Regions from separate parts of the Homo sapiens genome. Here all the other regions are linked to region 1. The links are chromatin contacts, found by Hi-C or POLR2A ChIA-PET in ENCODE. All regions are on one chromosome and are shown on one strand. The core of a region is the stretch at or near the end of the contact, and the rest is flanking DNA. Distances in the headings are between cores, read along the strand shown.

What was found. Hi-C counts contacts between places; a loop is a spot of excess contacts on that map. ChIA-PET counts read pairs that join two places held with the same protein, here RNA polymerase II (POLR2A). Pooled maps may share reads with other maps.
Region 2: a loop to region 1 is called in a pooled map, with 18 times the contacts of the local background. The contact joins the promoter of FBXL15 here to the promoter of SFR1 in region 1. A Hi-C loop is called at or near these places in 1 of 37 single-sample maps with no recorded cell type and 6 of 50 pooled maps. POLR2A ChIA-PET finds 5 or more read pairs at or near these places in 1 of 52 experiments (naive thymus-derived CD4-positive, alpha-beta T cell).
Region 3: a loop to region 1 is called in a map of CD4-positive, alpha-beta memory T cell, with 9 times the contacts of the local background. The contact joins the promoter of TRIM8-DT here to the promoter of SFR1 in region 1. A Hi-C loop is called at or near these places in 1 of 168 maps with a recorded cell type or tissue (CD4-positive, alpha-beta memory T cell), 2 of 37 single-sample maps with no recorded cell type and 12 of 50 pooled maps. POLR2A ChIA-PET finds 5 or more read pairs at or near these places in 2 of 52 experiments (GM12878 and activated CD4-positive, alpha-beta T cell).
Region 4: a map with no recorded cell type shows a loop between it and region 1 (17-fold over the local background). The contact joins the promoter of ARL3 here to the promoter of SFR1 in region 1. A Hi-C loop is called at or near these places in 2 of 37 single-sample maps with no recorded cell type and 4 of 50 pooled maps. POLR2A ChIA-PET finds 5 or more read pairs at or near these places in 1 of 52 experiments (HEK293).

Annotation. Positions count from the first base shown.
Region 1 is chr10:104,120,711-104,123,711 of GRCh38, reverse strand. SFR1 (SWI5 dependent homologous recombination repair protein 1) reads right to left here and starts at 1,541. Exons shown (of 4, transcript NM_001002759.2): 1 at 1,516-1,541; 2 at 626-747. The coding sequence starts at 1,528. RefSeq lists a silencer at 1,546-1,775 and enhancers at 2,016-2,065, 1,460-2,123, 2,696-2,795, 2,279-3,001.
Region 2 is chr10:102,419,365-102,422,365 of GRCh38, reverse strand. It overlaps FBXL15 (F-box and leucine rich repeat protein 15), which reads right to left and starts at 1,530. Exons shown (of 4, transcript NM_024326.4): 1 at 1,184-1,530; 2 at 859-1,012; 3 at 74-579. The coding sequence starts at 1,236. It also overlaps a transcript of PSD not described here. RefSeq lists enhancers at 1-232, 1,143-1,612 and a silencer at 733-902.
Region 3 is chr10:102,641,747-102,644,747 of GRCh38, reverse strand. TRIM8-DT (TRIM8 divergent transcript) reads left to right here and starts at 1,559. Exons shown (of 1, transcript NR_186489.1): 1 at 1,559-1,956. It overlaps TRIM8 (tripartite motif containing 8), which reads right to left and starts at 269. Exons shown (of 6, transcript NM_030912.3): 1 at 1-269. The coding sequence starts at 130. RefSeq lists enhancers at 1-19, 121-876, 877-1,631 and silencers at 120-1,099, 1,180-1,279, 1,550-1,609, 1,940-2,569.
Region 4 is chr10:102,712,793-102,715,793 of GRCh38, reverse strand. It overlaps ARL3 (ARF like GTPase 3), which reads left to right and starts at 1,397. Exons shown (of 6, transcript NM_004311.4): 1 at 1,397-1,521. The coding sequence starts at 1,519. SFXN2 (sideroflexin 2) reads right to left here and starts at 1,158. Exons shown (of 12, transcript NM_178858.6): 1 at 1,113-1,158. RefSeq lists enhancers at 180-755, 756-1,332 and silencers at 1,118-1,267, 1,086-1,480, 1,548-1,597, 1,638-1,737.

The DNA.
Region 1 (3,001 bases), core at 292-2,791:
ATAAAGAGCACAAAACATTAAAAATGTGAATCAAGAAAAACATTCTTAATGTCAATAAATCACCAGAAATAAAGTCCTTCCATTTCTATGCTAGACACCACTAGATGGCTTTCTGTCTCCACATCTAAAGAAGGCATCACAAAATGACTTTAATTTCTGGAAGCTCCATTTGTTTTATTTCCTTTTTACTTCAGCAAGATCAACACCTTTCCAAAAGTGTTGAGAAGTTTATCCCAGTAATCAAGGAACATTTGTTCAGTAACAAGCACATGCCTGATAGTACTCCAGGTGCTTCAGAATTACAGAGTAAGGAAAAGACCTAGACTCTGCCACTAAAGACCTTCATAATAATATTGCACAGATGCAAACTTTCTCCATCTGGAGTATTGTAATAACCTAATCTGAAACTAACTGAAATGAATTCATTCAAGAGGAAAATATGGAAGGGGGCTGGTGGGTGTCATATATGTCACCTTAGAAGAAAAACAAAATTATTTAATAAAATGTCTACTTATTTATGCTACACATTATGTTAATTAACAACCTTCCGTAGAATTTAAACCACCACTGCCACAATACTTAGAAACACATAATGGATCCACTGGAAGAACAAAGATTTTCATACTTGTTTTCGGGAACTATTTGTATAGGGAGATGATGGATTCGCAGAGGCCTGAGGAGTGCTAGGTAAAACCACAGCTGAGTCTGACGGACTTTCCATCTTGAAAGTGAAATCTTGGTTTTTCTCTAAAAAAGAAAAATTATAAAATAATCGAATTAACCACACCTCTCTATAGTCGACTTTTATCAAATAATATATTGTATTGGTGTACAAAGCATCCACAAGTAAGCCAGATATTTCTTCTAATTTCACTTTGTAATTCATTCTTGCTCTTTTTGCAGTTTTCCATTTACCTTCCCACATAGGGACCACTAAGTTTTTCATGATACATCAACCAGCTAGTATCTCATAGTCACAAGACTCTCCTTGTTTTCGTTTCATCCACCAAAATATATTCAAATTCTGCCTTGGAAGTAGGGAAGAATAACAGCTTTAGATAATCAGGAATTCTTTATTATGACAGCTTCATAATTCAAGAAGCTATAGCCGAAACCTTGACTCAAAAACAATAGGACCTGAATGTCACCCATCCTGAACTCTACAAGCTGTGACTAGAACCCGTTACCCTGCCGGCCCGAGGCATAAGAAACACAGCGGAGACGCATTTAAGCCCGTCTGTAGCCTTTTAGTTTAAGCGGCCAACAGGGACTGAAAAGGAGAGTGGACTGAAATTGCTTCCTCCGACAAAGGCATTAACTTTTGAGGGGTAAACTAGGGGCGGGAGTCGTCCCCTCCTTCCCCCCGTTGCAGAAAGCCCACTAGTTCCCCGGAGACCCCAGGCATAAGGTGAGGTTGAGTTCCCCAGACCCGGAAAGGGAGCTCAACTCGACTCCACAGCCGACTCCCGGGGAAGCCCAGGTGTCAGGGATCCCCCCTTCCCCTCAGCAGGGTACCTCCCTCCGCCATTCCCAGCGAGAGCAAAAAAGCGCGCGCACCTGCGGCCGTAAATCGATCCTGTGGCAGGGGCGGGGCCGTGCGGTAGGCGGAAAAGATGCGCAATTGGCCAGATTGCCTGACGCGCGAGGCGCCGCTTCACTCAGCGACTCAGAGCGGTGGGACTGCGCGCGCGCCTCCGCCAGCGGGTGGTTGGGGCGGGGCTTGGCCCACACGATGGGAGGCCCAGACGCATGATTGGCAGAATTAACCGGTGCGCGCGGCTCTCCCCGCCCAGCGCCCGAGAGCAGCGTGAGTGCGCGCGCGCGCGGCCGCGATCCGCAGCAGGTCTTCGGGGCGGGCGAGGCTGAGCTTCGGAATGTTAAACCAATCCTGAGGGGGGCGCGCTTCCGTTCGCGGCTTCTGTTGCCTTATTTTCAACCGCCTTCCCTTCAGGCTTCCTTGTTTTTGTGCGTCTGTGAAGTGCGCCTGAAAGTGCCTCTCCCCACCCCCGCCAGCCCGCCGCCTCCATTCTCTGGCTCCAGTCAGTCTCCTCTCCCTGCTAGTCACAGTGAAGGCTTTACTCAGACGTGGGGCGGCCAGAAGCCGCACGGCTGGCTGCATGTTAGATTTACAGCTTGTGGACTCCCCAGAGGCAGAGACCACAAAAGAACAGCGTTGGTTGGGTTCCAGCCTATTCCAGCGTGGTGGTTCCAGAGACCACAAAAGAACAGCGTTGGGTTCCAGCGTTGGGGTCCACATTTCAAACATGTTAGAAATCTATCCGAGAGTCCCGGCACTTTAGCTGAGCTCATCGCTAGCTTTTTTGGCTGCCGCAAACTCGGCGGTCCCGTCGCGAGGTTTTTTGTTGTTGTTGTAAACAAAAAACCGTTTCTGTACCTCAGTATGCAGGCTCCTTAGCGTGACCTCAAATCTTTTACTCAAATCTGAGGGAAAATGTAGCCCAAGGAAATTTGTTGTGGCGCAACACAGGAAGCAGAACAATCACTACATGAGATTGTGTCGGTCCAAAATTCACGTTTGAGACCGACAGGGCCCTTGCTGGCTACCGGGCAGCAGCATCCTCAGTCGAGAAAATCCCCCCCCCGCGCCCCGCTTCCAGTATGGCGAGGTTCTGTTGCTACGCGACGACAAAGTTAGCTACATTGGGTGGAGCACTGGGTTTAGTGAAAGAGTTGAGTAACTTCTGAGTCACGTGGAAGTTGGGAATTTCCAGGGGCCAGTGTTTTCAGTCCTCTTATTGAATGGCCATTTTAAACATTGATATCGTCTCTTTACTATTAATAACATCTGACAGTAGTGGCTTAGAAGTGGCCAAAAGGGAGTTACCTGAGTCTTAAGCAGTCAGGTATAATAATTACAGAACCTGAGGACTACCTAAGGGAATGATTAGGGGCGTACACGTTACAGTCAAATTGTCTAGGTTCAAATCCTGGCACCATACTTTATGTGCTTCTTAATGAGGTGATTCTGTGCCTCAGTTTC
Region 2 (3,001 bases), core at 281-2,780, 1.7 Mb after region 1:
AACAACTACAGCCCGCCCCATACCAGCAGAGGCTAAGTGACTGCCCTCCTCCCGCCCTATCAGGCCCAGGCACCTGACACCGTCGCTTCCGACGCGGAGGCAGCCGGTGAGGTCAAGGTGGTGGAGTTCTGGGCAGTTCCGAGCCAACTCTTGAACCGCGGCGTCCCCCACGTTGGCGTTGACGGCCAGAGAGAGGCTGCGGAGACCAGCGCCGCGCCTCTGCGCCAGGTACACGATGGCCTCGTCCTTGAGCTGGCGGCAGGCGGTGAGATCCAGCTCCTCCAGGGCCGGGCAGCGATCAGCGAGGCCGCGCAGCGCCAGCCCGTCCACCCAGTCACAGTGCGCGAGCGACAGGCGCTGCAGGCGTGGGCAGCCCTCGGCCAAAGCCCCAAGCGCCCGGCGACTCAGTTGCCCGCAGCCGCCCAACGCCACACTCCGCAGCTGCGGATTCCGCGCCAGCACCGGCACCAGGTCCTCGTCTGACAGCCATTCGTGACACGGCGCCAGTGCCAGCTCCTGCAGCCCCTCGGCATCCCGCAGCAGCCGGGCCAATGCGGCCCGCGGGATCTGCGGACCCACCTGCGGGCGGGGAGGCACCCCAACTCTCAGCCCGTCCCGCACTCCTCAGCCGCCTATGCACCCCTGACCTGAGTTCTTTTCTGGCAGCCTCCTGCTCTCCCAGGAGAGACCCCACTTTCCCTCTGAGTCGCTACCGAGTATTTGCCCTTTGGTGCGTGGATCCCTTCCGGGCAGCCCCGGCGGCCCAAGGGGGTCCAGAAGGGCATACTGCGGGGCTGGGGGCTGGGCTAGAGGCGGGGCGGTACCCAGGCAGGGGCGGGGCTTCAGCCCCCGGCTCACCTGCGCGGCATCGAAGCGACGCAGCCCGGCCAGGTGAAGCTGCACCAGCGACCGGAAGGCCCGGCTAACGCGCTGCAGCCGGAGCAGCTGGCGCAGCGGGACCCGGTTCAGGACGTGTGGGAGCAGCACGTCTTCCCAGGGCAGGTCCAGGAACCTGCGAGTAAAGGGGCGTTGGCACTGGCGTCCCGGGGCCACTATTACCTGCGAGTCCGCCTCCGTTATGTTCCTGCGCCCCAGCTCCCAAGAGCGGCCCCCAGACCCAGCCCCGGCTCGGCTCCCCTCCCTCAGGTTCCTCTTCCCTCTCGGCCCCTCCGGTGCTCGGTACCTGACGGCTCCGGGCTCTTGCTCCCCTCCGGACGGCTCCATCGGTGGCTCCATCGGCTGTCTATTGCGCGTGCGCAGTAAGATTTTCTCGCTTTGGCCTTGGAGTGGCCGCACCAAACCCGCCTCCTTGGCCTGTAGAGACAGACCTATTTAATCGAGTGCCGTCTCACCGAGGATCCGATCTGAAAGCTTTTCGGGTGGACCCCGAAACGGAGGCGGAACAGACCGGTGGTGTAACATTAGGCCTCGCCTTCTCGGCTACAGGGCTTGAGGCCTGAAGCTGGAGAATGCGGTGGGCATCAGAGACTGGCTTCTGTCGTCCTCTTGAGCCAGTAGCCGCCTCTGAGCGAAGTGGTGGTGGGAGGAGCAGGCAAGGCCAAACGCGGAGGGGGCGGAGCCAGGACTCTTAGGTTACCGGCCTCTCCTCTGCCCTCTGGTCGCGTTTAGCGACTTTGAAAAACGGGGAGAAACTATCCAGGCTCTTACTGTCTGCCACGTAGCAGGTGTTCAATAAGTAATTGTTGAAATAATGAATGAATTGGCGAGGCTATAATGTTTCCCTCATCAAGTAAACCTGCTCAAACCTCCCATTCCTGATTAATTATGAAGAGCTATCCAGCCTCTTCCACTTCGTAACAGTTTGGGCCGCGTTTCCGCCGGGGGAGAGAGATGTAGGGGGCGCGAAGAAAGACTATATTTCCAACTGGGTCCCTTTCATTTCCTCCAAAGGTCCAGAGTCCTAAGAAGAATGAGAGCTCAGCTCAGCCCGCCAGTGGTAGTGCTTCTCGGCTGGCCTTGGGTTTAGTTGTAGGGTCTGGGGCTGGGTCCGCCCTGGGACAATGACGCCCCAGACCTCTGGACTCAGCTTCAGGGCTGCCTCTCACCGCGTCCCCAGGTCCCAGTCCCAGGATCCGCTTCGGGGAACCCCAGGAGTAGTGCCTTCCCCCATCATCCACGGGATGGGTGTGGGGGGATGTGAAGGACGCGAGAGCCACTGCACCGCTGACGGTCTGGCGCTCCGGTGCAACCGCTTCAGCTGGCTCATCACAACGAAAACCACTTCTCATCTGTTATCTCGTCAAGGCTTCGGGCACCTCTGAAAGGTGGGCAGGTCTATGCTATCAGTCCATTTTAAAGATGGGGAAACCGAGGCCCTGGAGAGGAAGCCCCTTGTCCAGAATCAAGCCAGACGGGAATAGAGAACCCAGACATCTGGTTTTCCCAGAATTCCTTCCACGTTTCCCCACCCCGCAAGGCAGCGAGAAGGGAGAAGCTAGCAGCGGGGAGAGACAAGAAAGGGGTCAAGTTAGGTGAGGGCTTGCTATCTCTTCTTCCTCAGCCTGCTTAGGGAGGGGGTAGCTGGGAGGACAGACCCCTGCAAAGATAGAGCCACGTGAGCGCGCACCACCTCCGGCCGCGCGCCTCGTCCCCCTCCCCTCTTTGTTCGCGCCTCTGCGCCTGCGCAGTGCGACAAATCTGGCGCTGTCCCCTTCAGCACCACGCGGAGTCCGCGCCGCCCCTCCCCGCGGTGAGCCCCGCGCGCCCCCGCCTCGCACGTCCTCGCGCCCCCTGACTGCCCGAACAGACCCCTTCTTCCTTCCGAGGTCACCATCTGCCCGCCCTGGCCCTCCCAAAGAGAGTAGTTGCCATAGTAACTCCAGCGGCTCTTTCTTAAAATAGCAGGGCCCCCTTCTACCCTGGCCAAGGGCACAAGGGTTGCCGGTCCCCCACGTCTTCCGGTCCCTAGTTCATCCCGTCTAACCTCTTACCCCTGGGCAGGCGTGACGACACCTAACTCAGGCAGCAAGGAAGTTCTTCC
Region 3 (3,001 bases), core at 310-2,809, 1.5 Mb after region 1:
CCCACGCCTCGCCGATGCAGCCCCGGCAGAAGTTGTGTTTGCACGGCAGCTGCACTGGCTCCACGAAAACGTGCAGGCAGATAGGGCAGATGAGCTCCTCCTCGAAGCAGTTCTTCCAATTCTCCGCCATGGCGGCCGCGGGCAGGGGGCCGGGGCAGGCCTCCCCGACTCCCCAGCCCCGGGGGTCCGTCCGGAGCCGCTGTAGGCCCACCGAGCCCCGAGCTCCGGCCCCAGCCGGCCCCGACGGTCGCTCAGTCAGCAGCGCCTTCCGCGTGCCCGCCCCCCGGAGGAGGGAGCCGCGGTCCTCACGCCGCGCGCGCAGCGGGCTGCGTCTCCTCCTCCTCCCGAGCGCCTAGCGGGAGGCGGCGGACTGCGCCAGGGCCGCGGCCGGGACTCCAGCCTTGGAGGGGAGCGCCGGGGTCCAAATTCCATATAAGAGGCCGCCTCCCCGTCGGCGCGGCTAGGGCAGTGGCGGCCCGCGGCCTGCGCTCGTCCCCGCGGCTGACATTGGGGCGCGCCCCGCGGCAGACGGAGCTTGGGAGCAGCACACTTCTTCCGGCGGCGGCGGCAGCGGCGGCTCCTGCCTGGCTCGTCGGCGCCGCACCTCCCTCGCAGGGGCCGGAGCCCGGGGTCTGCGGGGCCAGGAGGCGAGGGCGGCCGCGCCGAGGGCTGCTAGATCCGGACGGGGCGGGAGGGGCAGGCCGGCGGTCCCCGGGCCACGGTGCAGGCGTCCCCCGGCTGGCTGGCCGGGCGCGGGCTGCGGGGCGCGGGCGGGCCGACTCCGGGGCGCTGCGTGCGCGCAGGGGCAGTCATTCAGATGAAATTCCAGTCCCCGGCCAGAGACACCAGCCCGCCTCTGCCTTCCTCCTCCCTTCACAAATAGAAACGGAAGGGGGAGGGAGAGAAGTGGAAAAAAAGGCAACCGGCGAGGGAGGGAGGGAGAAGCCCCGGCGGCGCTCCGGCCTGACCCCCGGGCGGCTACTTCTGCGCTCCCCCGAGGCCCGGCGCCCCCGCCGCGGAGAGACCCCGCGCGCCCGTCTCCGCGCTGGGCGGGCGCCCGGGCTCTGCCGAGGAAAACAAGGATTGATCAAACTAGAAAGGAATTTTTCTCAACTGCTAATGAACAGGAGGCTCGGCTCCCGGCCCTCCCCTCCCCTCCCCCGGCCCTCCCCCTTCGCCCCCCCGGCCCCCTCCTCCCCACTTTCTTTTCTTCTCGGCCTCTGCTGGGGCCTGGAAGGCTCGGGGCTGCGGTCGGAGCCAGCCTGCGGCGGCGGGGCCAGGCCGAGCCGCCACCCTCAGCGCCCAGCCATCTTGGGCTCCGCGGCGGCGGCCGGGGTCTGGGCGCGCTCGCTGAGGGCCCCGCGGCGTCCTCTCGCTCCTGATTCTTTTTTTTTTTTTTTTGGTGGGATTTTTTTTTTTCCAAGGGGAGGGCTGGCGGCCTCCAACAAATTAGGAGAGAGAGAGGGAGAAAATGCCAAGTCCCGATTTCTCTCCACCTCTGCTCCACCCACCCCGGTCCTGTCCAAAAAATAAAAGAAGATGAGAATTGGAAGAAGTCGGCAGAAAGGCGAGAGCCCGCGGTCCCCGGCTGCTGCCCAGGCGACGCGTCCGGGGCGGGCCCGCACCCGTTGCTCGGTCCGAGGTCCGTCTGTCTGCCCGCGGCTTCTCAAGGGAGGGGAGGGCGCTTCGGGCAGGGTCTCCGCAGCCGCTGTCGCCTCAGAGCTTTATCCTCAGATCAAAAAAGAAAAAACAGGAAGAAAAAAATCCCAACCCCAACACTCTCATCACAGCCACCTTCAGCCATCTTGCGCGTATTATTATTTCAGGAATAATCTGTTTAATAAAAATACCTGCGTATCCAGCCCCTCCCCCGCGTCCTGGGGTCCCCGCCCCCTTTTAATAATAATCTCGATAATAAAAACGATCGGCGGGCCGGGCAGTCCGTGGCGGCCCTTTCCTGCCTCGACTTGCTCGGGCCCGGCTCTCCCCCCGCGAAGGGGCGCCCCGGGGTGGGGGTGCGTCCCCGTCACCCGCGCGGGGAGGAAAGGGCGCCCTCGCCGCCGCCGCGAGGAAGGCGGCGGCGGAGATGCCGCGGCCCGCGGGACCAGCCGGAGGGGCACTCGGGGGTCCCGGGGCCCCCGCCACGGCCCGGCCTGGGAGTCCGCAGCCGGCCGTATACAATGGGTTCGGAGCAGAGCGGGGCAGGCAGGGTGGGGAAACGGGAGGGCCAGGGGCTGCAGCGAGCCGAGCTCCCGGGCTGGGGCGGAAGGAGACGGGGGGTGGTGTCCCTACATCAAGGCCGGTCCCGCTACTCGGGAAGGGGGCGGAGAGCTGCGGCGCTGGGGGGCGAGGAGAAAGCGGCAGGCGGCGCCTTTAATCGGCACCCGCCGGTTCGGCCCACCCGGCACTGGCGAAAGAAACGGGCGCGGTGGGGGGGAAGGGGCGGGGCGTGCTTTCCGGAAGTACAGTTACAGGGCCGGGCGCCCGGCTCCTCCCCCTTTCCCTGTCGCGTTGGGGCTGTTCCGGAGGCTGCTCCTGCTATTGGCCCACAAGCTGAGGCTCCACCTCCCTAAGGCGGGGCAGACCCGAGAGTCTCACGTGACTCTCACAAACTTCGGTACATTAAACATTGGGATGGGAGGGGGTTTTCCGCGCTTGTTAAAAAAGCGATGATGCCACGGCGTAGTGGGACCACCTCTTCCTGGGCCTGAAGTGAAGACCCGTGGCTCTTTTTACCCAGAGGGAAAGGAGCGTTTGTCGGTCTGCTCAGCAGTCCGGTGGAACTGAGCAGGGAAATGCAAAGGTTCAGTGTGGGGAGATTTCCCGATGTCCTTAATACTTTTAACTTCATCCCTGGCACTTTAAACTACCTAGCAAGATAGGCATTTATTCCTCTATTAATAAGGAAACCATGGCTTAAAGAACTGCAGAAATCTGCCAAGGTCAATGGTCAGTCAATAAATCTTTAACAAAATATTTTTCTAGGCCCTGAGAATTCCCA
Region 4 (3,001 bases), core at 148-2,647, 1.4 Mb after region 1:
AAATTTTTTTTTGTAGAGGCAGGGTCCTACTGTGTTGCCCGGGCTGGTCTCCAACTCCTGGGCTCAAGCCTTCCTCCCCTTCCACCTCTCAAAGTGCTGGGATTATAGGCATGAGCCACTGCGCCTGGCCGCAATTACCAATTTCTAGGGGTTGTGAAAATGAAATTTGGTATGAAATGTATTTCATTAGGAAGGATGTAATTTCCATACGGGCTGATTTTGTCCACTGCTGTGTCTCCAGCGTCTAGAACAGGGCCTAGCACGTTTGTGTAAACTCTTCTTATAGTCCTCTGCATCGGGAAAGGGATGGGAGGTAGCACTTCCCAACCCACCCCAGTGTCCCACTTGCTCTTCCTTGGCTAAAAATGCAGGCTCATTTTTGCCTCCTCCAGGACTACAGATGGTACGCGGTCCTGTCCAAAGCAGCTTAGCAAAACCGGCCAGAGGCTGGGCACAGTGGCTCACCACTTTGGAACACCTGTAGTCTCAGCACTTTGGGAGGCCTAGGCGGGCGGATGGCTTGACCCCAGGAGTTCGAGCCCAGCCTGGGCAACATGGCGAAACTCCGTCTCTACAAAAACAAAATACAAAAAATTATCCAGGCGTGGTGGCGCCCGCCTGCAATCCCAGCTACTCGAGAGTCTGAGGCGGGAGAATCGCTTAAGCCTGTGAGGCAAAGGCTGCAGTGAGCCGAGATCGCGCCACCGCACTCCGGCCCGGGCGACAGAGCGACACCCTGTGTCAAAACAAAAACCGGGCCGATCCCCAAAACGCCTTTCACCTGTGCTTTCAGCTCACCTCAGGGCTCAGGGCCAGCCCCCAGGCTGCTTCTTGCCCTCCGACAGACGGCCTCCCCCCATCGGTACTCCCCCATCCCGGACAGCTCGTAACGCCCCAGCCGCTCGGCCTGGCACTCCTAGGCAATGGGGGTCAGAGCAGAGGGGCCCATCTGCAGCCCCAGGGCGCACTTCGCGCCACGTGGCTTCTGCAGGTGGAAGTCCAGCCCGCGCTGCAGCCCCGCCTGGGCAGTCAGGACAGCAATCTCAGCACCCACCCGAGATGTGGGGATTGGAGGTAGACAGGGCGAGCGCCATTGTCCCAAGGCCCCTTACCTGGTCCCGGGACAAATGCCACCAGTTACAGCCCGCCTTGAAAACTGGCCCGGGTGAGAGGAGGACCTGGGCTGGGGAACTGCCCCCACGCCCGCCCCACGCCCCTCCTTTTCGACCAATCCCAGGCCGGGAGGCTCCCGCCAGCCACGTGGGCAGGCTTTCTCCACTCCCTGGTCCAGGCGAGCCGGCGGCGGCCTCTGCAGCTCCCGTAGCCCGCCCACTGCGTGGGCGGGCGCCTTAGCGCACTTGCGCACTCTGGGGAAAGCGGAGCTGCACCCCGCCCCGTATTGCTGCTCAGCTCCTCAGCTGTGCGTGCGAGGGACGTCGGGGGCGGCGCCGCAGCAGTTGCCCCTGGTAACGGGGGAGGCAGCAGGAGGAGGAGGAGGAGGAGGGACTCGGCGGGAGGATGGTGAGTGTGGGGGCCTGGGCCCCCTTGGAGCCGGCCGGTTATCCCCCTCCCGTCCCCAGGCCCAGGGCGGAGCACTGCGCTTAAAGCCAAGGAGGGAATGGGACGTCGCTCAGCCTGCTATCTGGGTTGTGGACTGATTTCGGGGGTCGGCGGGGAGACCCGAGGGTGGGCCCTGGAGGGAGGCCTGGGCCTGGAGAGGAAGGCGGGGCTTGCAGCGGGTCCGAGGCTTGGGGAAGGGGCTGGCAGAGTGCGCGGCTGGCCGGGTGCGGAGCCCGGGCTCCATCATTACTCTGGGGACAGGGGTGAGGGCGGATCCCAGGAACTGCGGAGAGCAGCTTTCGCTAGCAGGCTTAGACTTCCCGGGCAATCGGTCTCGCGGCTTTGCAGTAAAGTGGGGTTCGTCTGGAGCCCGGCCAGAAGCGGAGAGAAGGCCGGCCCCATTGGCTCTGAGGTCGCCCTGGCGGTAGCAGGGGAGATGGTAGCCTAGCTCTCCTCCTTCTCGCGCTGTGCGGGCCCCTGGGGGGTAGGGAAGTAAGTCCCACGACACAAAGGGGTGCCGCTTGGAAGGGATGCCTGGTGGATTTTACGCCGTCTTGGTGTCTGCGTGGCGGGTGCGCTTCCTCAGTCCCGAATTATTTAGTTATTTGCTGAGAGTTTTGCAGGATCTGATTGTTGGTGATGACCGATTTTTCATTCAATACATAATCCATGTTGATGAAGACATATTAGCTGCTCCGTCTCTAGAATTTCCTTCGAAACCTTTTGCAGTCTCCTCTTGCGTGTGACCATACCAGGACCAAAAGATCTTAATCCTAGCTTGAGTTCTCCAAACTGAAAAGAACGAGAAGTTAAAAATGGAGATCGAACTTCAATCCGGGGCAAGGCTTTTCTCTGTCAGTCCCAATTAAAGCTTTCCCAAATTCTAAATTATGGTTGTGACAGATCTGACCGTTGACACTCTGTTTCTTGTTAATGTCTGTACAGTTAGTTGGAGGGAGTTAAAATGGAATTGAGTAATTTTAGAGCTATCAAAGAAAAATTGATTTTGAACACTTAAAGCAGGTTAGTTGGCTGCAAAGAGCCTGTCATCAAACTTATAGTCACTGCTCCAACTCTCTTCCTAGTTCCTTTCTTGACTTTTAGAAATGTTGAGCCATTTCTGTTGATTTAAGAAGTAAAAAAAAAAACAAAAAAACTAGATGCCCAGGAAAAAAAAAAATAGATGTATGTTTGGTCAGATTATCCAGTGAGTAGATTTAGAAAGGAAAAAAAAAACTCAATTGATTTTACATTGTCAGATTGTTAAAGAAGTAGGGTTATTTGATCTGAAGTTGCCAATCACATTTCACACTTGCTACACTTGCAGTTTTTTTTTAACCTCAGGCTAAACAGATTTTTACAACTGTTTCTTTTTCTTAATCATTTATACGTGAGCTGTCCTTTTAAAGTTAAAGTTTTTCTCAACAAATGAGTACAAACA